2 separate regions of the Mus musculus genome follow, and region 1 is linked to region 2. Evidence: chromatin loops called from intact Hi-C (ENCODE). Cell type or tissue: left cerebral cortex. All regions are shown on one strand. Region 1 overlaps Nlk (nemo like kinase). Region 2 overlaps Nlk (nemo like kinase).

Region 1 (8,000 bases), 49 kb before region 2:
GGGTTCTTCTAAGTGACTGTTCGGGGACCTGACTATTCCTGCCTTCCTCTTCTCTTCCAGAGCACCTTCCCCAGGGAATTCACTAGGCACTTCCACTCCTTGCCTAACCCTTGAGGGTTTCCCAACTAGGCGGGGATGGGAGGAGAGCAGGAGAAAACTGGTTTCCTGCTTTAACTCTTGTCATTGTTTCACAAACTTTGAGTATCTGGATTTTTTTTTTTTTTTAAGATGGGGTTGTGTCCAATGCTGAAAACTTAAGGGATACAGAAAGGGAGCTTTTTTTTTTTTTTTTTTTTTTTTTTAGCATTCTCGAGTTCACTACCTTTCTGTCAAAAGGCCATGTGACTTGCAGAAGTTTTAACGTCAGTTTTATGGCAAGAGTAGAAAAAATGAAAAGGGAGTGCTCTAGCATCTCATCTGTCAGACCTCCTGGCAGTGGACATTAGGAATCGCTTGTATCTGAAAAATCCACCAGTGCTTGGTGGGAATCCTTTCTAGAAATTTGCAGACAGCCCCTTGAACCAGTAACTTTGACCATCTTCAATTGTTTCATATTTACTGAATACACTGTAAGTTCCTTGAGGGTACGACCTGTATAACAAAGTACTTGTTTTGTAACTTTTCGAGACAAAGTCTCAATCAATATATAACTGTTTCTGTTTGGCCTGGAGCTCAACTATGTAGCTCACTGGGCCTCGAGCTTGCCTCTGAGTGCTGGGAATGTAGAGATGTAGCACCATGTTTAGAAGAGGACAGTGTCCTCAACCTTCCTAAAGCTGCAGCCCTTTAACACAGTTCCTCAGGTTGTGGTGACCCCCAACCATAAAGTTACCATCGATGCTACTTCGAAACTGTAATTTTGCTACTATTATGAATCATAATGTAAATATCTGTGTTTACCGGTGGTCTTAGGTGATACTGTGAAAGGGTCTTTCAATCCTCTAGGGAGGCTCCACCCACAGGTTGAGAACCACTGGTCTAGAAGAACTTTTTTTTTTTTCCTCCAGTACCTAGGACAGTGCTATGGCATCTTACTGCTTTTTTGATGTTCTGCTTTGTTTTGGCGTAAACATAGGCATATATTTCTCTCAGTTCTCGAGAATAGAAATCCAAGATCTAGGTGTCGGTGGGCTTGAGTCCTTCTGAGCTTCTTTCCTTGGTTTTCGGATGGCTGCCATCTTGCAGTGTCTTCCAATTTTTTCTTTTTGATACGATTTCATTTCACAATCAGGCAGGAATGGTTTTTATCAGCTGTTTTAGGTGAAATACAATTTAGTTTGAAAAGGGAGAGGAGTACCAGGTGTGTTTTTAGTATGCAAATGCTTTTCTATTTTTATATTTACATATTGATGACTTGATGTCTGAATTGCTTCTTTGGAATTTAACTGCCTTGTGACCTAAGTTTGCTAAAACTAGAGATTTGATAACCACACCAGAATGAATTGCCAGTAGTGTGCTGAAATTCCAGGTGACGTTGTTTACCATTTAACCTAATAAAACATAGTTTTTCTTTTTAATTTAGAAAGTTCTTTTTATGTGTGAAACAATTATTTTTTAGAACGATTAAACAGGCCAGGCAGTGGTGGCACACGCCTTTAATCCAGCACTTGGGAGGCAGAGGCAGGTGGATTTCTGAGTTCGAGGACAGCTGGGGCTACACAGAGAAACCCTTTCTCAAAAAAACAAAAACCAAACAAACAAACTAAACTAAAAAAAAAGATTAAGCAAATCCTTCTAGTGATACATCATTTAAATCAAAACTATATGTAGTTATCTGGGCATCATATTCACTTAGATTCAGTCAGTTATTTTGGGAGTATTTTTTGGGCATAGTTTATATAAGGAATTGTATCTACTCCCTTCCTTTTCATGGACATGCACCTTGGGGTACTAACTAATGGCCAAAACGTGAATATAATTTTGAGGGTGACTAGTCTTCAATGCAGCCAGGGAGAAATATTCATAGAAATGATGCAGTATTTTACCATTCAGATTTATCACCGAACAACTTAGTACCTAACTCGATTTACCTTTCTGCTGAATTTTACTAGTAGAATAATTTACCAGTCTTGGACAGTTGTGTAAAATCGTGAGTTTCCCATTAGCTTGCTGGTAAAGATGGTGCTTTGACAGTTCAATTAAGGTTTCATTAACAACTGTCTGCTGTGTTTTATCTCAAAGTAAGAGTTCTTGCTTACCTGGTAATGTGAGCAGGGGTAGCCTGAAATGTATTCATTGTGAATGATCGATGTTGCTCATTGGTTCTTAAAACATCATATATAATTTGACCTGCATTATCAGATGTTGGGACTTTGTATTTTGCATTTGTGCCCATATGGACATTTCGTAATGCAAAAACAAAGTACAAACAATATTTCTATCTTTTGGTGAAGATAATATAAATGTATCCTTTTGTCCATAGTTCACCTTTGCTAGAGAAAAATACTGTGCTTTAAAAATGTGGCAACTTTGGAACAAAGTGCTTCAGGGTCTTATGAAGTATATAGTTTAAAGAATTGGAGTAAGCTGACAGCATGAGAAGAGTTTGAGGACTTCTAAGCCCAGTCAGTTTTTGACACTCTCAACATAAAATATAGATTGGATTAATGCTACATGCTGCCTTGATAAAGTGAGTCCAGGAAAGGCCTCCACTTTATAAAATTAATGTTTTAGCTTTTTACTTGTCTGATTAATTAAAAGATCAAAGATCCGTAGATGCATCCAGTCTGTTGTCTTTGTACTTCAAATAAAGTTGCAAAGCTTTGAATGTTTTTGCTTTAATACCCTTAGCAAGTTACTTTTATCTGTATTTCAAAACTTCAACATCTCTGTTGTGATACTTAGTGACTTATCACTGAGCTTTGTGATCTTGATAATTTTCTCTTTCAGTCCCTCATCTGTGAAATGGGGATCTTAGCTCTGATCTCAGAATTGGTACTGGGGTTAAATGAAGTGATCCTTATAAACTAATATAACTAGTATACAGTAAGTCCTCAGTGGATGCTATTGTAGTTACTGCTGGTTTAAAAAAAAAAAAAGAACAAAATGCTTTTGTTAATGTGCAGGAAGAATCTTCCTGTGTTGTCAGATTTACCGTATAAAATCAACATTCAAATTATTTTAGGAGGCATGACTTTAAATACCATAGAGTCACCTCCTCAATTGAATTTGTGCCAAGGAGATAATGAAGGTTAAATTTCAGAGCTGAGGGGAAGCTACTCTTCTGTTCTCTCAATTAAAACAACAACAAAACAGCTACTTTGGGTATAGTATAGCCAGTGTTCCACTCATCATCTGCGCTGTCATAGAAACTATTGTGGATTAACCGACTGGGAGGCATAAGTGAAGGTTGCCATCACTGTCTAAGGTGCTTGAGTGGAAATTCACTTGTGTTTAAAGGAAAAGTAAACTGCTAAAGATGATCTCTGTGAGGCGGGGGAAGTGTCTGTGAGTGGATGAGAAATTATTCAGTGTAAACTTTCATGCGTGGCAGAGATGTCTAACTTGTTCATCTTGTGAAAATTAGAGTGTGTTTTCTGTGGTCCTCTTACTCTGTAAATAAGAAATTAGGTGTTGGAAAATGGGGAACGCTTTCGGATGGTTGGGGAAGATCCTGGATTGAGTTACACCAGTAAGAGTAGTATACTAAAAGTGTATTTTGTTAGTAGCTTTTCCAGGTTAAGAGTCTGTAGTGTTTCTTTACTATCAGTCAAGATTAACAGGCACTGCTGGGTTCTGGGGGTGGGGTGGGGGAGGGGGTCTGCTTTGTGCAAAGAGCTTTGAAGAAGCAGAGCCTGCACCATAAAAAGGAAATGGTTGCTTTTCTAGATATAACAGAGCATCTGTGTGAAACTAGCAGTGTGGAAATTTATATTGTTGATTTCAACTACAAATAAATGTACCTTTAGAAACTACAGGTTCATGGTCATAAAGAAAAGTTAGAGGAGAAAAGTTGCACCGTCTAATATTACTGTACCTGTTTCTTGGTGATTGAGAGCGTGTAGCCTGTAACATTCAAAATGATTTTAGATTTCAACTCTGAAGATTATTTGCATGTTAAAAAAAACCCATCGCAATATAACAAAGAGTAAATTTGTTTTATAATTGGAGATTAATGTCATGTTAGTACTAAATACCAACTTAGAAAAAAGGACTTAAAAAAAAAAGAACATTTGAAAAACATTACCTTTTAAACTAGCTAAAATAACAGTATCTCTAAATCAGTTCGGGGACTGGTACAGTCAGCCCCCTTTCCATTTGCTATGCCAGAGGAGGATATTTGTATCTATTAACTAGATATATGTTTGAATGTAGATTGTTTGTTGTCTTTCTCCAAAGTATGACATCTGAAGAAATGTTATTCTTTGATATAAAACGACCTCTACTGGGATGGATACTAGAATGTTTTCTTTACAACTAGAATCTGACCAAGTTTTTATTGACTTCTGTGCTATAATCGAGTGGCTGCTTTATTGTTGTTTTAAAAGTTTTTTTTTTTTTTTTTTTTTTTAACTCAGGCTTAGTGATGTGCTAGCAATTTAAGGATCAACTGCATATATTGTGTGCTTCCTTAACATGCTGATCAGTGATCAGTTGGTTGGAAGTTGTCAAGGACAAAGAAATTTCTTCCATTTGTCATTTAACCAGTAAATGGAATGAAGCTACCTGGTAGATTATGTTTGGGTTTTAGTTACGATTCCCTGTACATCCATAATAATAACCCACTCCAGTGAATTATTTGTTAACTGGGTCATCTAGTGCACAGCAACAATGATTTCCTAACTAAAATAGCTTGTCATTTTGATCCTGTTGTTGCTAGGGGGTAATATTGAAGAGTGCCCGAGGCATCAGTTACAGAGCAGTCAGTAAGCATGTGCCAAGACATGATAGATGGCATTAGTAGTTCAGAAGTACCTAGCCAAGAAATATTAGCAAAAATTCTAGCACTCTGAACATACAGAAAGCTGATTCTGAGGGACAGCTGTGCTCAGACTGAACCTGTACCACTTCCTTGTAGTGCTGTGGATACAGTAGCGTATACAGGGATGTGTGACACATGGGTAATGAGAAGTGTTCTTTACTTATGTCTGGGTTCACACCTGTATTTTGAATTAGCTTGACTAAATCTACTGTCAGACGGTGAAAGTTTTGTACATGGGCTTCATTAGTCCATATATTTTTTTTTGTTAGCTTGCTATGGAAAGGCACTGTTATGAGACAGTAAGAACGGATATTTAGTTCTGTGGTTGATTTCTGAAGCCTCTGTCAAAGCTGCTTCTGTCATTTCTGTTGTGTGTGGTGTATTGTGCTGGGCTGCAGGCAATTATCCCGTCTTACAAGGGTCATGATCTTGTCTTGAAAGAGTTTATAGTAACTAAGTAATTTGAAAAATAATGTCCTTACTCTCAGGTAGTTAGTTCATAGCCTTAGTAAAAAGTTAAAACTAATTTGGAATGAGCATCATGTTTTAACCTTTTTATCTGAATCCCAGCACTCAGAAGGCCGAGGCACGAGGATTGCTGTGATTTCAAGGCCAGTCTGGACTATATCATGAGTTCCAGGCTAACCTGGACTCAAAATAAGGCCTTATCTTAAAAAAAAAAAATTCAACAAAACAAAACTCTCTAATAACCTTAACAATGCAGTCTCCTCACTTTGGATAATACCTGTGTACTGGGTGTGTGTTAACTGTTTCCTAGTTGCTGTGCTAGGTGATAAGAACTTTAGAGTTAACCTCTTCCCATGGGGTGGGAGAGTGATTTGTAAATGGATAGTTACAATTCGGTGCCATAAATGCAGCAAGCTTGATGGTCCCTGGATATTATTGGGAGCATAAAGAAGACATTTCTGTGGAAGGTGTGCTGCTTCCTAGAAAAGGTAAACTATTCATGGAAAGAAACTGGCTTGTTGGCAAATGGGCGGTTTCTTCATGTAAATCTGTGCTGTTTTAATGATAGTTGGTGGGTGGGCCCCGATGCCAGACACCACAGCTTGGGGTTGCAGAAAGTGTTGCACATGGGGTGGTAAGAAGGACATTATTTTTGCTAGTGCAGAAAGAGGTTGGGACCTCATGTTAAAGTAGAGGTTATTGGTGTGGCAGGGTGAGAGGGCAAGGATCTTTTCATGAAGAAAGGACCATATATACATTCAAGGTATCTACAGTTTCAAAACTTGACAAGGAATGATTAAAAGACATTTTTAAAAAACTTTATTTTTGTTTTGTGTGTGTTGTGTGAGTGTGTCTTTTTGTGTCTGTGTGTGTGTGTGCCCCTGTCTGCCCAAAAAAAAGATAAAGAACATTAACTCTTGTTGGCTTAAGACATTATTATTTGGCTGTCAGAGGTTGGTGCTTGGTGTCTTGTATCTTTTCCCACCTTATCTTGTTTGAGTCAGGGTCTCTGACTGGACCTAGTTTGGCTTGTCAGCCTGCCACAGAGGGCCTCTCGTTTATGCTTCCCCGGCACTGGAATCTCAGGCCTTTGCCAAGAGCCCTGGTTACCTGAGTTCTGGGGGCCTAAACTGAGGTTCTTTTCCAACGGAAGCAGACTCTCCTTCCCAGTTTTAAACATAAAGCTCTTGTTGGGGGGAGGGGTGAGGATGAAAAAAGACTGAAACCCTGTAAATGGCAGCTTCTGAAAGTTTTTAGATAAGAGGAAGATTGATCAGCTTTAATCTTCTGAATGCTTAAATGAAAAGGTAGAGTTGCTGAGGACTGTCTGAGCCTTGGGGGTATTCTGCTGTGGTAGAAGTTGTTACTGGAGGCCAGACTGTAGCTCAGTCAGATAGGAAATGTATTCACCATGAATGACAGCCCTGTGTGGTTGGAGGCTGTTAGGAGAATAGGGTAATCGCTGGTTCACATAAAAGTCAAGGAAAATTAGCATGGAGAAAAGACCATTGCATTTATCAAGAAGATAGATAGATCATTGATGACATTTGAAAGAATGATTACATCTGAATTTCATGTGTGTGTGTGTGTGTGTGTGTGTGTGTGTGTGAGAGAGAGAGAGAGAGAGAGAGAGAGAGAGAGAGATTTTCAATGTTTTAAGTATCAGCAGCACTTTTATTATTACTAACACTTTTTTAGATTCCAAGTTTGATAAACCAGAGAACTTGATGTTTATAGTATAAAAGATACTGTTTTCTTTGGGAGAAGTTTATTCATTGATGCTAGTGATATTGTAGACTACTAAGCCAACCTTGCTAGAAGACAGCATAGATTCTGGTTCGATATCACTATCAACAAGCCTGTGATTCTGGTAAAGTTATTAAAAGTTCTGAACCTTGGTTTCCTTGTTTATAAAAAGTCTCTGCTTTCTAAGGATTTTATAAAATGGCATGAATATTTGAAAGCATAATATTATTTGTGGGCAAGTAAAATCTGATCGTGACCACAACAGCTTTCTTCAGGACAGGGAGCTATTGAAATATTTAAAGGTAACTATTACAGATGTTTAAAGGAAGAGCACGGGCTAAGGAGAAGCTCAGTTGGTAGAGTCCTTGCCGAACATGCACAAAGCCACATAAAATCCAGCAATGTGATAACTCTTGCAATGCCAGCATTTGGGAGATAGAAATGGGAGGATTAATGTCAGATACATGTAGAATTGGAGGTTGAAGGCCAGCCTGGGATCCCTGTGAGACTCCATCTGGGGTTTGGGGGGTGGGGCAGGGCTGGGGAAGGTAAGATAAATGTCACCTTGTTCAACTTTGAGATCAGATTTTAGTATAGTTTTTTTTTTTAATTCTTATATGTATGAGTGTTTGCTTTCTAGTATGTATGTCCAGTGTGGCTGGTTTGGAGAAGTAAAAAGAAGGGGTTAGATCCCCTGGAATTGGAATTCCATAGGATTTTGATGGGTCCTTTATAAGTACAACAAGTTCTTTAACTACTGAGCCATTGAGATCAGAGATAGATAGATAGATAGATAGGTAGATAGATAGATAGATAGATAGATAGATAGATAGATAGATAGATAGATAGATAGAGATAGAGAGAT
Region 2 (8,000 bases):
AGGCTGGCCTTGAACTCATGATTTTTTTTTTTTCCCTTTTTAAAAAGAGTGCTGGGGCTGTAAGCATGTACTAGCACACACATTTCTTAATAACAAATAAAAGTGCATTTAGATGAAAAAGACTAATATAATAGTACAAAAACAAAATAAATAAAACACACACAGATCTAGAACATTTACTTAGTAGGTGGCAGTTCTTCCAATTTTGGTTTTATTTTTCTCTTAGGAAGCCCTGGGCTGGGAATTTCCCTTTGTGCACTAAAAGCGTAAGTATTGAGGACTGGAGAGCTGGCTTATCATGTATAGCTTTTGCAGAGTTTTCCTATATTCGGTTTCCAGCACCTGCATTAGGAAGCTCATAATGACCTGTAACTCCAGCTCCTTGAAGACCTGACCCTTTGGGTATCCATAGGCACCAGTACTCACATGTGCATATCCATATACAGACATGTACACATAGACAAATTTTGTTTCTAATTTGAAAACCACAATTTTTTAGAACAGTGTTATATGAATTTTTAATAGGCTATTCCATCCTTAAGTTTAATAAGCTATGTTTTATAATTTTCTGTTTTCTAACTAGGTTTAAATTATTAAAGTTACCTTTTCACTAAACACTATTGTGTAATAAATGGTTAGGAGATACTAGTGAGTGAAATAAAATGCACCATGTATCTTGCCTTCTTGTAGAAGCAGGTAAGAAACTAAATGGCTCACGTTGTTGTTTTCTTTTTAAAGTTTTTCTAAACTAGATTTCAGAGGAATATTCTCCCCCAGCAAAGTAAAGGAGTTGTCTTTTGTGGATGTACCTTAATAAAGCAAACTGAAATAGTCTAGTGAGCACATGATACAAAAATTGATACGGTCGATCTCCTAAGTCTAGTTCTGAATCTGAAGTATTTATGTCCTTTTTTTTTTTTTTTCTTTCAAACATAGCTCACTATGTTGCCTATGCTGGCTTCTAATTTATGATCCTCCTGTTTCAACTTCCTAAGTGCTGAGATTATAAGTATTCATCAGGTGCTTGTCTGGAAAGGCACATATACTTGATGAACCATAATTGCATGCTTCCAAAGAGGCTTGCTCTGTGTGTAACAGAATTTCTAAAGGTAGAGCTTTTGTGGATGTCTCCATTAATGCCCCCTCTGTATCCTCGCTGTGCGTTCCTTAACTTACTGCACAGGCCTCCCAGGAGGATCACAGTTTATCTGGTAATGGAATTGTGGTCAGAGGGCCCATGAAAGTCCTTGGAAAGCTGGGTGACTGCTGCTGCGTATAGAGCTTCACCGTTAGAGAGAAACTGACCTCTACTACCAAGGACATTTGTGTCAAGCCTCGTAGGCTAACGGAATCTCCAGTCAGCGTCATTCTCTGTGACCCAGGGCAACTTGTTAACTTGTTAACTTGTTTGTGCATCAGTTTTCTAGTTTGAAAAATGAAGGTACCAATCCTTGCCATGAAAATTGCACATTAAAGCCCCCCACTATTCATTTATTTCATTTGTTCAGCAAATTTATTAATGCTGTACTGGACATTTTAATGGTTTCTGCTGGTGTTAATAATTGATGAACATTATGTTAAGCCTTAGCCTGCTGTCAGACTATCTAAATCAGGATATGGTCTGCATTGTAACATGTTAGCATTTCATCCAAGCATTTCAGAGGATGACAGAACAGTTGAAAGCAAAAAGACTCCTGCTTACTAGCATATGATTGGTTCACAGATTTTGCTAATGGTAATATTTCCATCAGGTGATCCTTAATACCTTTTGAACAGGAAAGGCCTCGCTGTGGCTGAGAAGGTGCTTCAGTGGTTATGAGACCTTCCTGTGATGAGGCCTTCCTGTGATGGAGCTCCTGAACTGAGATCCCGAGCATCCATGTGGAAGGCTGGGCATGGCTGCACTTACCTGGGACCCCAGAATTGATAGTCAGAAAGAAAGGGGTCCCAGGAGCTCCCTGGCCAATCAGCCTAACCAAAATACTGAGTTTGGGTTGAGAGGGGGGGGGGGGATCTTCTTTTAGAGGAATAAGGCAGAGGGAAGTAGAGGAAGACACATACATGTATCACACATACAATACCCTCCAAAAGAGATTAAAATGACATGCCTTGTTCTTATTTATATGAAGTAACCTTAAGGTTTCTGAAGGGTTATAATTTTTTTCAGAATTTTATGTGATTTTTTTCTGAGAAAAACCAAATGTTTGTGAGTCTGATTATTTTTGTCTTAGGAATCTAGAAGCAAGAACTCATTTCATTGTTTATAATCTGAGGGCAGGGGAATGAAGACTAGAAAGTTCATTTTAGTTCTAGTGAGGGTGAGTATAAAAGCTGGTCCTTGTTATGAAAGATCATCAATATAAGCTCTTCATTCACATCATCAGACTTCAAAGTGGATATAATTAGCCTCAGATACATTGGAATGCAAAAGCTTGGATATTACCTACATTCTTGCTTCCTTTCTTTGCAGATTGTGTTAATTTTCTTGTGTCATTGTCTCCCTGTACCAAGAAACAGTCCATCCACATCCTTACAACTTTTCTTTGCCCAAAGTAGAATGGGGGCCTCCCCACTGGTCCTGTTTTGTAGTTCTGGTCTTTTGGGGGTGATGGAGAATGTGATATATGTACTGGCAGAGTAAAGTGGGAAAAAACACTGAGAAGCAGCAGGCACCTGAAGTGGAAATTAGAAGTGCCAGGAAAAGACTCTTCATGAAACAAGACTGGGATTATACACAGCATTAGCTAATGTTACACGTGCTGCCGCTGCACCTCCCTGCTTTAGATCTGCTGTAGCTCCCATTTCCTCCTGAAAGTGCAGTGCTTCTCTAGCTTGGAAGAAGTCAATTTGCATAGTGGTCTGGACCCTGGGGAACAGTTTGCTGAAAATCCTTCATGGCAGTATTGTCGAGTTCATTCCATTTGTAACACAAGATTAACAGCTTTGTGAGTTGGAATTGTATCCTGCCCCTCCCCAGCCCCCACTTTTTTTTTTAACTTCTCATTCTCAGACCATAAGTCACATAACATCATTTTAGAAGGAATTTAGATCTCATAGGAAAAGATGGTATGTCTCTATCTAGCTTCTGCTTATAAAGACAAGGATCCCAACACTTTATAGTGTAGTGCGAATATATACTGCTATTGTCGGGGCCTTTGTTATAAATCAAATTGCAGGGCTAGAGAGTTGGCTTAGTGTTTAAAAACACTGTCTGCTCTTCCAAAGGATCAGGGTTCTTTTCCTAGCACCCACACAGAGGCTCACGACTGTTCATAATTCCAGTTCCAGAGATCCAATCCCCTCTTATGGCCTCTATGGGTACCAGGCATGCACATGGTACCCAGATGTACAGGCAGGCAAAACACCCATACACATAAAATAATGGGTTTTTATCATTTGGTTTTGGTTTTGCTCTTCCCCTACCCCCAGCCCCAAGACAGGTCTTATTATGTAGTTATGGCTGTCCTGGAACTTATATAGACCAGGCTAGTTTTGAACACACACAAATATGCCTGACTTTGCCTCCATAGTGCTGAGATTAAAGGAGTGTCTCACCATACCTAGCTAAAATATTTTTTCTTAATTTTAAAAATAAAACATGGCACAAGTAGAATTAACTTCTTGATCAAGATATATAGTATCTTATAATTTGAAAAATCTCTAAAAATATATATAGTTGGAATGGATATTTTGTTTCTCACTCCTCATGTCATGCCCAGGACTGCTCTGATATAAGTTCCTTTTATTTGGTGGTTGGAGTAGGAGGCAGGATTTCATCATGTAGACCAGGCTGGCCCGGAACTTAGAAGTCTGCCTAGCTCTGCTTCCTGGATGCTGGGTACATGCTACCACAGTGGCTCTGACATAGCTTTTAATGCATCTGCTTTTACAAAGAAAAATCTGCATAAGTCTTTAAAATTGCTGTTTAGAATTACATCAGCAGTACGACCAGATGGCATTGAGACACTCACTTTAAGTATTCTAGGATTTTCTAAAATAGCTGGCAGAAATAGAAAAGCCGTCTTTCTCCTTAAGTGTATTTCTGTCCTTTTATCTTGGGTCTGTGTTCTAACTGTTGCACCTAGGTTAAAATCATAAAGCCAGAATGGAGATTTTTTTTTTGAGGATTAGGTAAGGTTTTATTTTACTTTAAAAATCACAATTATTGAGTTCTATTAATTGCACAGATTAATGAGATTAATGGGCTTCATTATGACATTTTCATATACACATATGTTTGTTATGTCCATATTTGCTCTCCCTATACCCTCTCTCCCTCCTCCATGCATTCCCTTCCCTTCCAGAATGGAGACTTCTTGGGTTCCAAATGTCCTGTGCTTTATTAAATAATGACATTCCAGAAACTGTCAGTACAGGTGTTCTTGTATAGGTCACAGATATACTTAGTTTGGAAAAATCCATTGAGTGGTAACATTTCAGGCAAATGTGGTTTACATAGCCAGTGGGTGTCAGTGAGATAGGGCTGACTTTGAAGAGGGTGTTTGGAATGTGTAAAGCTCTTTACCTTTAGGGAGCACTGAAAGGAGTGAGCGTTGCAGAACTGTCCCTGTACCTAACTCACTGGGTAGAGTTTTGTTTTTGTTTTTTAAGGAGCTTTTCTTACATATTTTTCGATACTTAAATATTGCCTCAGATTCCTGGACCTTAGAGGTTATAATAAAGAAATATTGGAGGAGGTGAAATGTCTACTGTTTATATTTGGGTTGAGAAAGATACAAGATCTTTAATGGGAATCTGAGCACCGGGCGTGGTGGCGCACGCCTTTAATGCCAGCACTCGGGAGGCAGAGGCAGGAGGATTTCTGAGTTTGAGGCCAGCCTGGTCTACAAAGTGAGTCCCAGGACAGCCAGGGCTATACAGAGAAACCCTGTCTCGAAAAACCAAAAAAAAAAAAAAAAAAAAAGGGTTAATTCTCTGCATTTACACTCAACCTTTTTCCCCCATCTAAGTTTTATGTAAGAATCATGTCCCCAACCCACAGGCTGAGAGCTGTTTTACAATGCCCCTATGCTAGTGGAGAACATTTAGTTTTTGACATCTTGTACTTTCTAATTCTATATTTTCCAGAGACATTAACTGATTTTTAATAGATTAATTAATTGATCTTAGAACTAGAAATGGCTGGTTCTTCCACTGTAACATTTTCCTTTCATAGATAGATTACAGTTCGGATAACCCTAACATAAAAAGTATACACATGGCTTGTTTTTACTCAGATCTGTTTGAGGGTAAACTAAGTAACTTACTGAAACAACTTAGTTTGTATGTCAGAGTGCTCTAATCAAATATGTTCATTTGAATGACATTTGACTAAAGTCTTTAAATCATTTTTTATTTGCTTTTGTTTTTGAGATGAACTCTCAGTATGTAGACCTGGTTGGTCTCGAACTCATAGAGATCTACCTGTCCCTACCTCCTGGGCACTGGGGTAAGCGCCCCTCCATCAGTTATCATAAGAGATAAACAGAAATGATAGCCTTGTGTGTTCATAGTAAGCCAATGGTGACAAGAATTAAGAATTTTCTTCTCATAGTAAGTCTGGAGGCTATAATGGTGATTATGTACAACTCCCTAGAGTAGAAAACAAAATGCAGGAGAGGAGCCATTGTGCTCAGCCTCTGGAGCACTGGGGTTGCAGACACTGTTCCACGGATAAAATTCACCAGGATTTCTCAGAGGCCCACTCCTTCCTTCTTTGTGTGTAAGGTCTGCTGTACTAGTTGACACAAGCTTAGCATCCTCATTCCTCAGTAAGGACACATGCATGTTAATGATGGACATCTTGTTATTTAAGCAAACATTAATTTGGGCGTGCAAGGTTCTTCCCCCTACTCTTCACAAGGAGACAAAGCCTTTCTTTTTTTTTTTATTATTAGATATTTTCTTCATTTACATTTCAAATGCTATCCCGAAAGTCCCCCATACCCTCCTCCCCCCCAACTCCCCTACCCACCCACTCCCACCTCTTGGCCCTGGTGTTCCCCTGTACTGGGGCATATAAAGTTTGCAAGACCTAGGGGCCACTCTTCCCAATGATGGCCGACTAGGCCATCTTCTGCTACATGTGCAGCTAGAGACACAAGCTCTGGGGGTACTGGTTAGTTCATATTGTTGTTCTACCTATAGGGTTGCAGACCCCTTCAGCTCTTGGGTACTTTCTCTAGCTTCTCCATTGGGGGTCCTGTGTTCCATCCTATAGATGACGGTGAGCATCCACTTCTGTATTTGCCAGGCACTGGCATAGCCTCACTCGAGACAGCTATATCAGGGTCCTTTCAGCAAAATCTTGCTGGCATATGCAATAGTGTCTGGGTTTGGTGGCTAATTATGGGATGGATCCCCAGGTGGGGTAGTCTCTGGATGGTCCATCCTTTCGTCTTAGCTCCAAACTTTTGAGACAAAGCTTTTCAATGTCACTCTGCCTATGTCTCATTTGATTCAATTGTTTCTGTAGTTAGACTTCCCAGAAATAGAAGTGCTAGGTCAGAAGGTCCACTCACTTTTTAAAGATCTAGCTATACAGTGCCAAATTTTTCTCTAAAAATGTTGTGCTAATTAACACCTTCCATCATTAGAATAAATTTTTTAAGTCCATGAGAAATAGCTCATAGTTTCAATTTCATTTCTTTTATTAAAAGAGCAGAGAACTATTTGTTTTGTTTTTCTCATTTTGCCTTCTCTTAAAATTATCCTTTATTTACATACAATAGGATTTACTCATTTGAAGTATACAGTATAATTATTTCTGGCAGCTATGTATACTAGGATATCTAACCAATGTAACAAGGATCAAAATAACTAAATAAAAGGCACATAGAAGAAAAATAAGTTAAATTGTTCTCATGAGGACATGATAATGCATATAATAAACCCAAAGATCTTTCTCATGAACTACCTTTTTTAGAAAAAAATTAAAAAGATGTATTTATTTATTATATGTAAGTACAGTGCAGCTCTCTTCAGGCACCCCAGAAGAGGGCATCAGATCTCATTATGGATGACTGTGAGCCACTATGTGGTTGCTAGGATTTGAACTCAGGACCTTCAGAAGAGCCATCTCTCCAGCCTATGAACTACCTTTTTATGTATATAATGGCTTTATTTCCTCTGTAAACTTTCTCTTGATGTCTATTTCACCTATTCTTAGGCTTGTTTTTTACTTGGTATATTTTTTACTTTCATTTTATTTTTACCTGTTTTTATGTTTAAAGTGACTTTAGACATCATGTAGGTGGGCATTGTTTATCTGTTAAAAAGATTTAACTGCCCTTGCTTTTTTGTTTGTTTGTTTGTTTTTTTGTTTGTTTAAAACAGGGTCTTGGTATGTAACCCACACTCTCTGCCCTTCTGTTTGCCTTCTGAGTGCCGGAATCACAAGTGTATGCTTACATGCCCATTTAGTCTACCCCCTGCCTCTCCCCTTTTCTTTTTTTAATTGCATGTCTCAGGTTATGATTCTTTAAGATAATTATCTTTAAGATAATTAGTTATACTGAAGTTTTGTTTCCTGTTGTCTTTTGCATTTTTAATTTTCCTTTCTTCCCATCCTCTTCATTTTTAAAAAACTTAAGCATTTTAATAAGCCATCAAAGTAGAAATGGCTTGCATTAATTTTTAATCATCTCTAGATGTCTGCTATTAATAGATACTTTGCTCAGAGGCTGGAGAGATGGCTCAGCACTTAGAGTATGCCTACTGCTTTTGCCCCAACTAGGCATCTTATGCCACCACTAAAAAACTCCAGAAGATATGTAACTTACTTATGTCATTGAACATGAAGAAATTGAGCTGGTGCCTAACCAAAGCTTCATTCTTACTGACTATTTTTTATGACACAAGAAGGCATTTTCCATACAGTCAGAGGAGAGAAGTAATTATCACTATCACACAACACACCCTGCCCCTACAATGGTGATGTGCTTGCAAGGTATATTGGTGCAACAGTGGCACAGATGTTATGGGAGTAACCAGTCGCTTTA

Evidence for each region. A loop is a pair of places that touch in the nucleus more often than their neighbours do. Peaks named below come from ENCODE experiments on the same cell type or tissue, not always from the same donor. Only the 100,000 strongest peaks of a DNase experiment are listed, where the experiment ranks them.
Region 1: a loop joins it to region 2, with 2.0 times the contacts of the local background. A loop is called at or near these places in 5 of 42 quality-filtered maps.

The regions. Positions count from the first base shown.
Region 1 is chr11:78,686,523-78,694,522 of GRCm38, reverse strand. The region is part of intron 1 of Nlk (nemo like kinase); the gene reads left to right. Among named protein-coding and RNA genes, the nearest start is that of Nlk, 6.9 kb to the left of the region's middle. In left cerebral cortex, no CTCF peak of the experiment used is centred here; DNase peaks (open chromatin) are centred at 14 and 3,452; H3K4me3 peaks cover 3,345 bases.
Region 2 is chr11:78,637,201-78,645,200 of GRCm38, reverse strand. All of the region lies in intron 1 of Nlk (nemo like kinase), which reads left to right. Among named protein-coding and RNA genes, the nearest start is that of Nlk, 56 kb to the left of the region's middle. In left cerebral cortex, no CTCF peak of the experiment used is centred here; DNase peaks (open chromatin) are centred at 2,741, 3,918 and 4,427; H3K27ac peaks cover 2,143 bases.